2 separate regions of the Homo sapiens genome follow, and region 1 is linked to region 2. Evidence: chromatin contacts called from ENCODE Hi-C data. All regions are on one chromosome and are shown on one strand. The core of a region is the stretch at or near the end of the contact, and the rest is flanking DNA. Distances in the headings are between cores, read along the strand shown. Region 1 overlaps ARAP2 (ArfGAP with RhoGAP domain, ankyrin repeat and PH domain 2). Region 2 overlaps NWD2 (NACHT and WD repeat domain containing 2).

Region 1 (3,983 bases), core at 533-3,032, 1.2 Mb after region 2:
GTTTCATTGTCTCAAATTGGTAGATAAATGACAGGCTTGCCCTAGATACCTGTGTGTTACAGGCTCAAGGGATGCTTTAAAATTTCTTTCCTTAAGGAAAATTTTATACTCTGAAAAACACAGGCATTTTGAGCATTGTTGTCATTTGAGTATTTTTTTCTTTATTGTCTTTATCTTGTACTGTTGCAAGACAAATATAAAAATCAGCTCTACAGTGTTAAAAATTACAAGATTTTTCTTGGGATCTCATACTAGATTATAAATCAGCCATTAGATAAACTACAACATTCTGAGGTTTTAGTGACATAGTATTTTGCTTGTTAAGTATATTTTGATCACCTCTGGGGAATTATTTTTTTCTATTATTCTACCAGAAATATTTACTTGTTAACTATATCCTTGTTATAGGTGTGTAGGTTATTTTTTAAGGAATTGTTTTCTCTTTAACAGGATCTATTAGAAAGATAATCTTTTTTTAGTCCCTGTTTCTTTCAGTACAGTGCTACTTGACTTATTTCTAGTGACAAAATGGGTTAATGGTAACATTTTCCTCAACAAATAGTTAATTATCTCACTAGAGGGATGTTGTTATAAGTTCCTCTAATTCTTATGCAAGCTAAAATTTGGAAACAGATCACGTAGGGGATAAACTGTAAATGTTTTTAGGCATTCTAATTCCTGCTGTCTGGTCTCAGTCTCTACAGACTTAGAGCAGAGGGGCTCTTACACTGTCCCCAAAGATGCTGTGCCCTTTCCCACATCCTTAGGTTGCCTGACAATGGAAAGAGTTTATCTTCCTCTTCTGAATTTCTAGAGCACTTATTGGTCTAGTTTTGGCCTTGTATTGCCATTTTAACCTACTTGGATTTATAGGGTTTCCTTTGTTAAGCCAATCATGTCATGTGTCTCTGCCTAATGATCTTTTTAAACAGTGACTGAGTATACACTATGGGAAACTGGAGCATGTCTTTTCCTACATGTTCCCCTTGTGTTTTTGTTCTTCCATCTGAGCCTCCCTAGCCATTGCCATCCATCAACATTCTGTGCAAACATCAGACCCATCTTGTTATTCACCTCCATGAGCCTTTTCTTGATTTTCTCCAACTGTGTGACATTTGAAAAATAATATGCAGGAAAATTCAGAAGAAAAACAAACTGAAAGTAGGGAGGCAAACCAGGAGACTGTTACACTAAGCCAGGCGTTATTATCATGTAGACTAATGTATAGGCTCAGTGGAGCCTCAGTGGAAGTGATAAGAAATGAATTTCAAGAAATATTAAAAATGAGCCATCAGAGATTGTTATAATTGTGATTGATTAGACATAGGATTCATTCATTCAGAAAATATTTCTATAGTATTAACTACATGAAAGGTGGTGAGGAATGTAGATAAATGACCTGAAGCCTATTTGGGGAGAATATATTAATTAAATGATCACACAGGTAAATATAAAGTCACCGTTTAAATCACAATGAATAATTGTTATAAAGGAAAAATCCAGGTTGCTGTTAGCTTAAATTAGGGTTATCTGTGAGGATGAGGGGTTTGAGAGAATGTGCTGGTCAGAAAGGCTTTCTTCAGGAGGATATATTTATGCTGAAATATGAAGGTTGAGGAGGCAGTAAGTATGTGCAGATGGGCGTGAAGACAATTCGTTGCAGAGCAAACAGTGTATGCAAAGGCACTGGCTTGGGTAGAAATGTGATATATTCAGGAAACCTCAAGAAAACCAATGTGACAGTAATTCACAGTTGGTGAGTGGTGGGGAGGAAGTTTATTCTAGATGTGGGGAGAATGCAAGCTATGTGGGTGCAAAGGAACCAGCAAAGGTCAAAGATGACTTCATTCTATTTCAGATGGACTGGAAGAGTTGATATTTTAATGGACAGATATAAGGAGAGTGTAAGTCTTCAGGTGAAAATAAATTCAGTTTTACAGTTTATGGTGCTTACAAGACAGTTACATAGACTACTGATGACTTGAAATATGGCAGTGAAATTGAGTGAAATGAATAGATAAGAAAGGAAGAGAGAAATTTTAGATTACTCTGCATAAAGTTGGTAGAGCTGGAGGACATTATATTAAGTGAAATACGGCAGGAACAGAAAGTTAAACAGCCCATATTCTCACTGATGAGGAAGCTTTTTTCAAAGTGAATCTTACCAAAGTAAAAAGTAGTACAGAGGATAGTAGAGGCTGTGAAGGGTAGGGAGAAGGAGGACATAGGGAGAGATTTGTTAAAGGGCAGGAACTTATAGCTAGAGAGGCGGAATAAGTCCTAGTGTTCTATAGCACTGTAGGATGACTGTAGTTAACACTAATTTAATATAGTTTCAAATAGCCAGAAGGAGGATATTGAATGTTTCCAACACAGAGAGATGATGAATAATTGAGATGATGGACATGCTTGTTACCTCTTCTGGTCATTATACTTTATATGTATCACGACATCACTATGTATCATGACATCACTATGTATCCCATAAATACGAACAGTTATTATGTGTTAATTTAGAAAATTAAAAAAAAATAGTGGAAAAGGATTTTTATAGGGAGAGAAGATAAAGTAAAAAGGAGAAGAAATAAGTTGTTTACTAAGTGCTTATTTCTTGACATCCTTCTCTCTTTTCTGTATAAGGTTGCCCATTCATCTTCCTGAATCACAGCTCATTTGCCATACTCAGTTTTGGCTGCATGGGAGGACATAGGAGAGCCTTCATTGCATTGGTATTTAAGATTACATTAAAGAATGGATAGGATTTTGATGGATAAATAAAGTCAGGGATGGGAGATTGGAACAGAGCTAGTGAAGGAGAAGAAACTTAAAAAATACTCAGAGATAATGCCATGATGATATAGTGTATCTCCTTAAATAGCAGAAGAGGATATCCTTCTGGTAGAATGCCATGATGCTAATGATGACTGTCCCTTACCAATTGCTAAGGCAGGAATTTATGGCTAGGAGAAATATAAACTCAGTACTTGCTCCCTGCATGGAATGGTTTGCTGTTTTTTCCAAATCAGTTATATCTGGGACCTGCTCAAAAGTGTGGGTTCCAAGGATAACGCTGTGGAAGGGAAGAGATAAAGAAATCCCTTAAGGATGTATCCAAACTCTTTTAATATTGCAGACCTTCTATAATGTGTCCTTGGTATGCGTTATCAGCCTCCTATCTTTTGACTCTATGTTGTTGTCCTCTTATTTCTCTGCCTTACACTTCCATTATTTAGTCTTTTTGACTAGAATGCCCCCCACGCACTTGTCTATCTGGTTAAAATTAAGGTTTTTTAAAAGTCGGATTTAAATACCACCATGTTTGTAAAGGTATACCTCACAGCCTTTAAGCAGAATTGAGATTTTCCGTCTTTGTACTCTTAAATCCCTTAGTTTTTACCCAGTTTTAAACTCTTCTCTCATTGCAGTAGCTGGGTTTTCATTTTGAGGCTCCTTGAAAGTATAAGCACTCTGAATTTTCTTTCCAACACGGGGCCCAGAAAACATAAAGAGTTGAAATTGTGCAGTAGTTATCATGACATGATTTGAGAGGGTCCAGGAAAATGAAGATGGATTAAAAAGTTATCGAAGTCTTAAGAATGACCTTTTTTAAACAAAATTTGTAATATTTATATGCTGTTTGGAAACAGAAAAATCTGTCTTTTTTTATTCTTTATTCATTGAAGAGTAAAAATTAAAATGATACAGTTTGAGGTTGAGATGCTCATCATCAGAGCTTTGAGTAACATGGTTAATTTAGAAAACCCGATATGTGTTTAAGGTATATTTTGGTTCCTAATAAGTAACAAACTCGTTTCAAAATGGTTCAGTTACAGTACCTGTTGTGGCCAGCAGATGCCTGCAAACACCATAAAATCATTTTGAGCAGATTGTTTTAAAGAACATGCTGCTGGTTTTTGGAACTCTGTATTGCTAGTTTAGTAGGATTGTTTGTATTTGATTCTTTCCCTTTTAATTCCAGATGA
Region 2 (4,059 bases), core at 1,459-3,958:
CCCTTATATTGACCTGAAAAACGGAGAAATAGTACTTTGAGGTCCAGAAGGCTGGGAGTGGGATGAAGGAAGAACAAAGAGGGCTGATCTGAGAATTGACAAGGCCCCTTCCCCATAATGGATCTGAGAAATTGAACCAAGGAGAGGCAGACTCTTTTTTTTTTTTTTTTTTTTTTTTTGAGACAGAGTTTCGCTCTTGTTGCCCAGGCTGGAGTGCAATGGCATGATCTCGGCTCACTGCGACCTCTGGGAGAGGCAGACCCTTTAAACTGGGTGTGGGACTGACATTTTGATTTGGACTGGCTTGGACTTACTACTTGAAAGTGAGTCTTGATAGCACCTGTCTGAGATGTATTGCTTCCCCAGTGGGAAGGAATTCAGCAAAGCACATTTATAGGCAGCGATGCAAAAAGGAAAACAAACCCCAAGTTCTCTGTTCCTTCTCCTATGTGTCCTCAATTGAGCTCAGCCCCTTCAGTATGCTGGTTGTACAAATTTAAGAAGACTTAGCCCTTAAGAAGTTTAGCATGTGTCACCATTGTTCTGATTTATCATACACTTTGGAAGGCTGTGTGGCCCTCCACATGTCAGGGCACTATCTGTCTGTCAACTGAGGGCTAGGAGGAGGGTGAGGTCTCAGTTAAGAATTAACATAAAGGGGCCAGGCACACTGGCTCACGCTTGTAAGCCCAGGATTGGGGGGCGGGTGGATCACTTGAGGTCAGGAGTTTGAGACCAGTCTGGCCAACATGGTGAAACCCCATCTCTACTAGAAAAAAAAAAATTAGCTGGGCATGGTGGTGTGCACCTGTAATCCCAGCTACTCGGGAGGCTGAGGCAGAGGAATCACTGGAACCCAGGAGGCAGAGGTTGCAGTGAGCCAAGATTGCACCACTGCACACTCCAGCCTGGGCAGTGGAGGGAGGCTCTGCCTCAAAAAAAAAAAAAAAAAAAAAAAAAAAAACCATAAAGGTTCACTATAGAGGAAAATAGGCCAATTTGTATTATATTCTGAGTAAATGAGACAGTCAGGGAGAAACAAATTTCCTATATACGTGGATACGTCTCTACTGCAAACACTAGTTAGTAAGTTTCCTGTTCCTCTAGGGTTAGACTAGCTTTCAGGTAAGATAAATAAAAAATAAATTAGTGATGCTGCAGAGCACATATAACACTAGTGCCATGGCTTATACATAGCCCTTCTTTTAATTAACTGTTGGAGTGGGCAATCTACTCCTCTCACTTTATTATCATGATTTTTGAGTCTTATCAGTAAGTACTTAAATGCCTATTTCTGGGGATCACTGTCATTTACTGTGCTAGATACTATACAAAGCAATATAATTGATTTTTCAGTTTGTATTAATCAATAACTGTTATTTATGTCTAGCATCTGCTCTGAGCCATCCTGGCATGAACTAATTTCATTATCTCCCTTGCAAAACCTTGGTCTCACTCTATGGAGACTTCTAGACTAATCACGTGAAAACAACAAAGATGAATATATAAAGAAAATATGGCAAAGAAGAATCTTACGATGAAAACAGATGCTAGACAGATAACAATGAGGTGAGATTATACATTTACTTAAGTGCTCAGTGTGGTTATCTAAACAGATGCTAGATAGATAACAATGAGGTGAGATTATACATTTACTTAAGTGCTCAGTGTGGTTATCTTAAGGGATGGAAAATATTAGGCAGATGAGAGCCACAAAGATTTCCACATTCCCACTGCAGGTTTCTCTTCCCCAATTAATTTTCCATCTTTCTTAGAGGCTGTCTGAAAGAAACAACACTCATGTTTGCAGGTCCATCTTTGCCATTGGGGAACCGTTCTTTTCACAACTCTATGCCAAAGTCAAGAATTACCCTTCCAAAGATAGCCTTGTACTCCCAGCCTAGGGAGTAAAGGAATCAGACCAATTCAAGTGGCCCAATGGAGCTGAGCCTTAAGAAGCAGAAAGTTCTGAGAGGAGAGAGGGATGTTAAGTTAACAGGAAATCTGCAGAAGTCCGTGTTACATCAGGAGCTGTGAAGAATATATATAGCAGAAGGGAAGTTAGGAAGCCAGTAACCCCAAATTCAAGCCAACAGAGTGCTCGCTGCTGCAGAGAATTCAGCTTTTCAATGTATTTGGAAAGAAAGATTAAAATAGTGGTCCCTACTAAGAGACGCAATGGCCCGTTAAGGAGTCTGTGGTAGTAGTTGCATCCATTTTGCATTTCCTAGTATGTCTGGACCATCTTCTTTGGAAACTTTCCAGTTGTACTTATATTGAGTAATTATGGATTTTCTCCACTCTTTATCACATGTTTTGACATTTCTTCTCATGACAACACATAGCCTAGGAAATAACAAAAGGTCTTGATTAAGAAAATTAAAACTACTAAAATTTCTTGAGAACCCCTTCCAAAAACTTAAGGGTCAATCATTTCTGTTGTAAAATTTCTGACAGAGAAAATATATAAAAGGCCCAACAAAATGATGATTATTCATAGCATGAAAGACAGTTTTCTCTGAATCCCATCTTTTATTTGATTCTGATCAAGGTCAGAGTCTCCCCCCAACCCCCGGATGTTTCCTCCTAGCCTAAAGTGAACCCTTTGTTTTCTAAGAAAAGGGCCCAACATTCATGGCTTGGCCTCACTGCCTGCTCCCTTTCACTTCCTGAGGCGCCGTGGATCAGAGCCAATGCATTCAGAGAAGGGAACCAAATGACTGCCTGCTCCCAGGCGCTGTTCACTTGAGTGTGGCTGGAAATGATTTTATGTCAGACCGAGATTTGGGTCAAGAGAATTTCTGAAGCGTCCACAACATTCACAGACATCCTAGGGTGAATGAGAGACTGCCATGGTCCTTGGAAATTCTCCAAAAGAGAGATCAGCTCCTCTAGTTTTAAGATGACTCTAGAAGGGTCAGAAAACTGGGACTGGTGGAGACAACGTTAAGGTGAATAAATTGCCAACTGCTGAGTCAGTCTTCACTCAGAGGCATTTATTGAGTGCCCTGCAGTGTGCAGAGCTCTGTAGGAGCAATTAGCAAGGGCCAAGCTCAAGCTAGCAAAATGAGTAACACAGTTCAGTGAGGTCCACTGCTGGTGACTCCCTGCCCACTCGCACTCATTTGATCCTAGTTTCGCTAACTGTACTCCAAAACATTCTTACATCATCTACACCAGTGATTCTCAATAGAGGTTGGAGGAGAATTTTGCTCCCCAGGAGACATTTTGGGCTGTCACAATCTGGGGTGGGGGCAGAGGGGTTAGTATTGGCATCTAGTGGGTAGACACCATGAGATGCTGCTAAATATCCTACAATGTGCACAGCAGCCCCCGCCGCAGAGAATTATCTGGCCTAAGGTGTCAGTATAGCTGAGGCTGGGAAACCCGGATCTAAATGGTCTGCTTTAAGCTATTCAATGATCATGTTTTATCATCCACGTTCTAGTCTTCAGTTTTGATGGGAGCGTATCAGGCTCAAGCCTCTGTACTACACTCTCAGGTGTACGGATTTAAGAGTTTGCTTTTACCTTTATTCATGTTTTAATTAATTATGTTTTTTTGAGATAGGGTCTCATTCTGTTGCCCAGGCTGGAGTGCAGTGGTGCGATCTCGGCTTACTGCAACCTCTGCCTCCCAGGTTCCAGCAATTCTCCCACCTCAGCCTCCCAAGTAGCTGGGATTACAGGTGCTCCACCACGCCCAGCTAATTTTTTTGTATTTTTAGTAGAGACAGGGTTTCACCATGTTGGCCAGGCTGGTCTCAAACTCCTGATCTCAAGTAATCGACCCTCCGCCTCCCAAAGTGCTGGGATGACAGGCATGAGCCACCGTGCCCAGCCCGTGTTTTAATTTATTAAACGAACATACTTAAGCTGATGAAGACATGTGCAGAATATAGTGATTCTTCATTATCTCTTAAATTTGGTAACAGCCTTTTATAGCTGGGGGAAGACAGCGGGGCAGGAGGGCACAGGACTTGTGGGGGCCGATGGGGTCACCCAGCGAGGTCTCCATGTCTCAGCTTCCTCATCTGGATGACGATGAGGATGGCTTTAC

The links. Hi-C counts contacts between places; a loop is a spot of excess contacts on that map. Pooled maps may share reads with other maps.
Region 1: a loop to region 2 is called in a pooled map, with 4 times the contacts of the local background. The contact joins two enhancer-like sites. A Hi-C loop is called at or near these places in 3 of 37 single-sample maps with no recorded cell type and 7 of 50 pooled maps.

What each region holds. Positions count from the first base shown.
Region 1 is chr4:36,187,795-36,191,777 of GRCh38, reverse strand. The region is part of intron 7 of ARAP2 (ArfGAP with RhoGAP domain, ankyrin repeat and PH domain 2); the gene reads left to right. Among named protein-coding and RNA genes, the nearest start is that of ARAP2, 55 kb to the left of the region's middle. RefSeq lists an enhancer at 1,560-1,609. Within about 2 kb of position 1,782, at least 2 of the 41 ENCODE cell types and tissues checked have a DNase peak (open chromatin) inside an H3K27ac peak, as active enhancers do.
Region 2 is chr4:37,391,705-37,395,763 of GRCh38, reverse strand. The region is part of intron 3 of NWD2 (NACHT and WD repeat domain containing 2); the gene reads right to left. Among named protein-coding and RNA genes, the nearest start is that of PGCKA1, 60 kb to the left of the region's middle. RefSeq lists a silencer at 2,684-2,733. Within about 2 kb of position 2,708, at least 3 of the 41 ENCODE cell types and tissues checked have a DNase peak (open chromatin) inside an H3K27ac peak, as active enhancers do.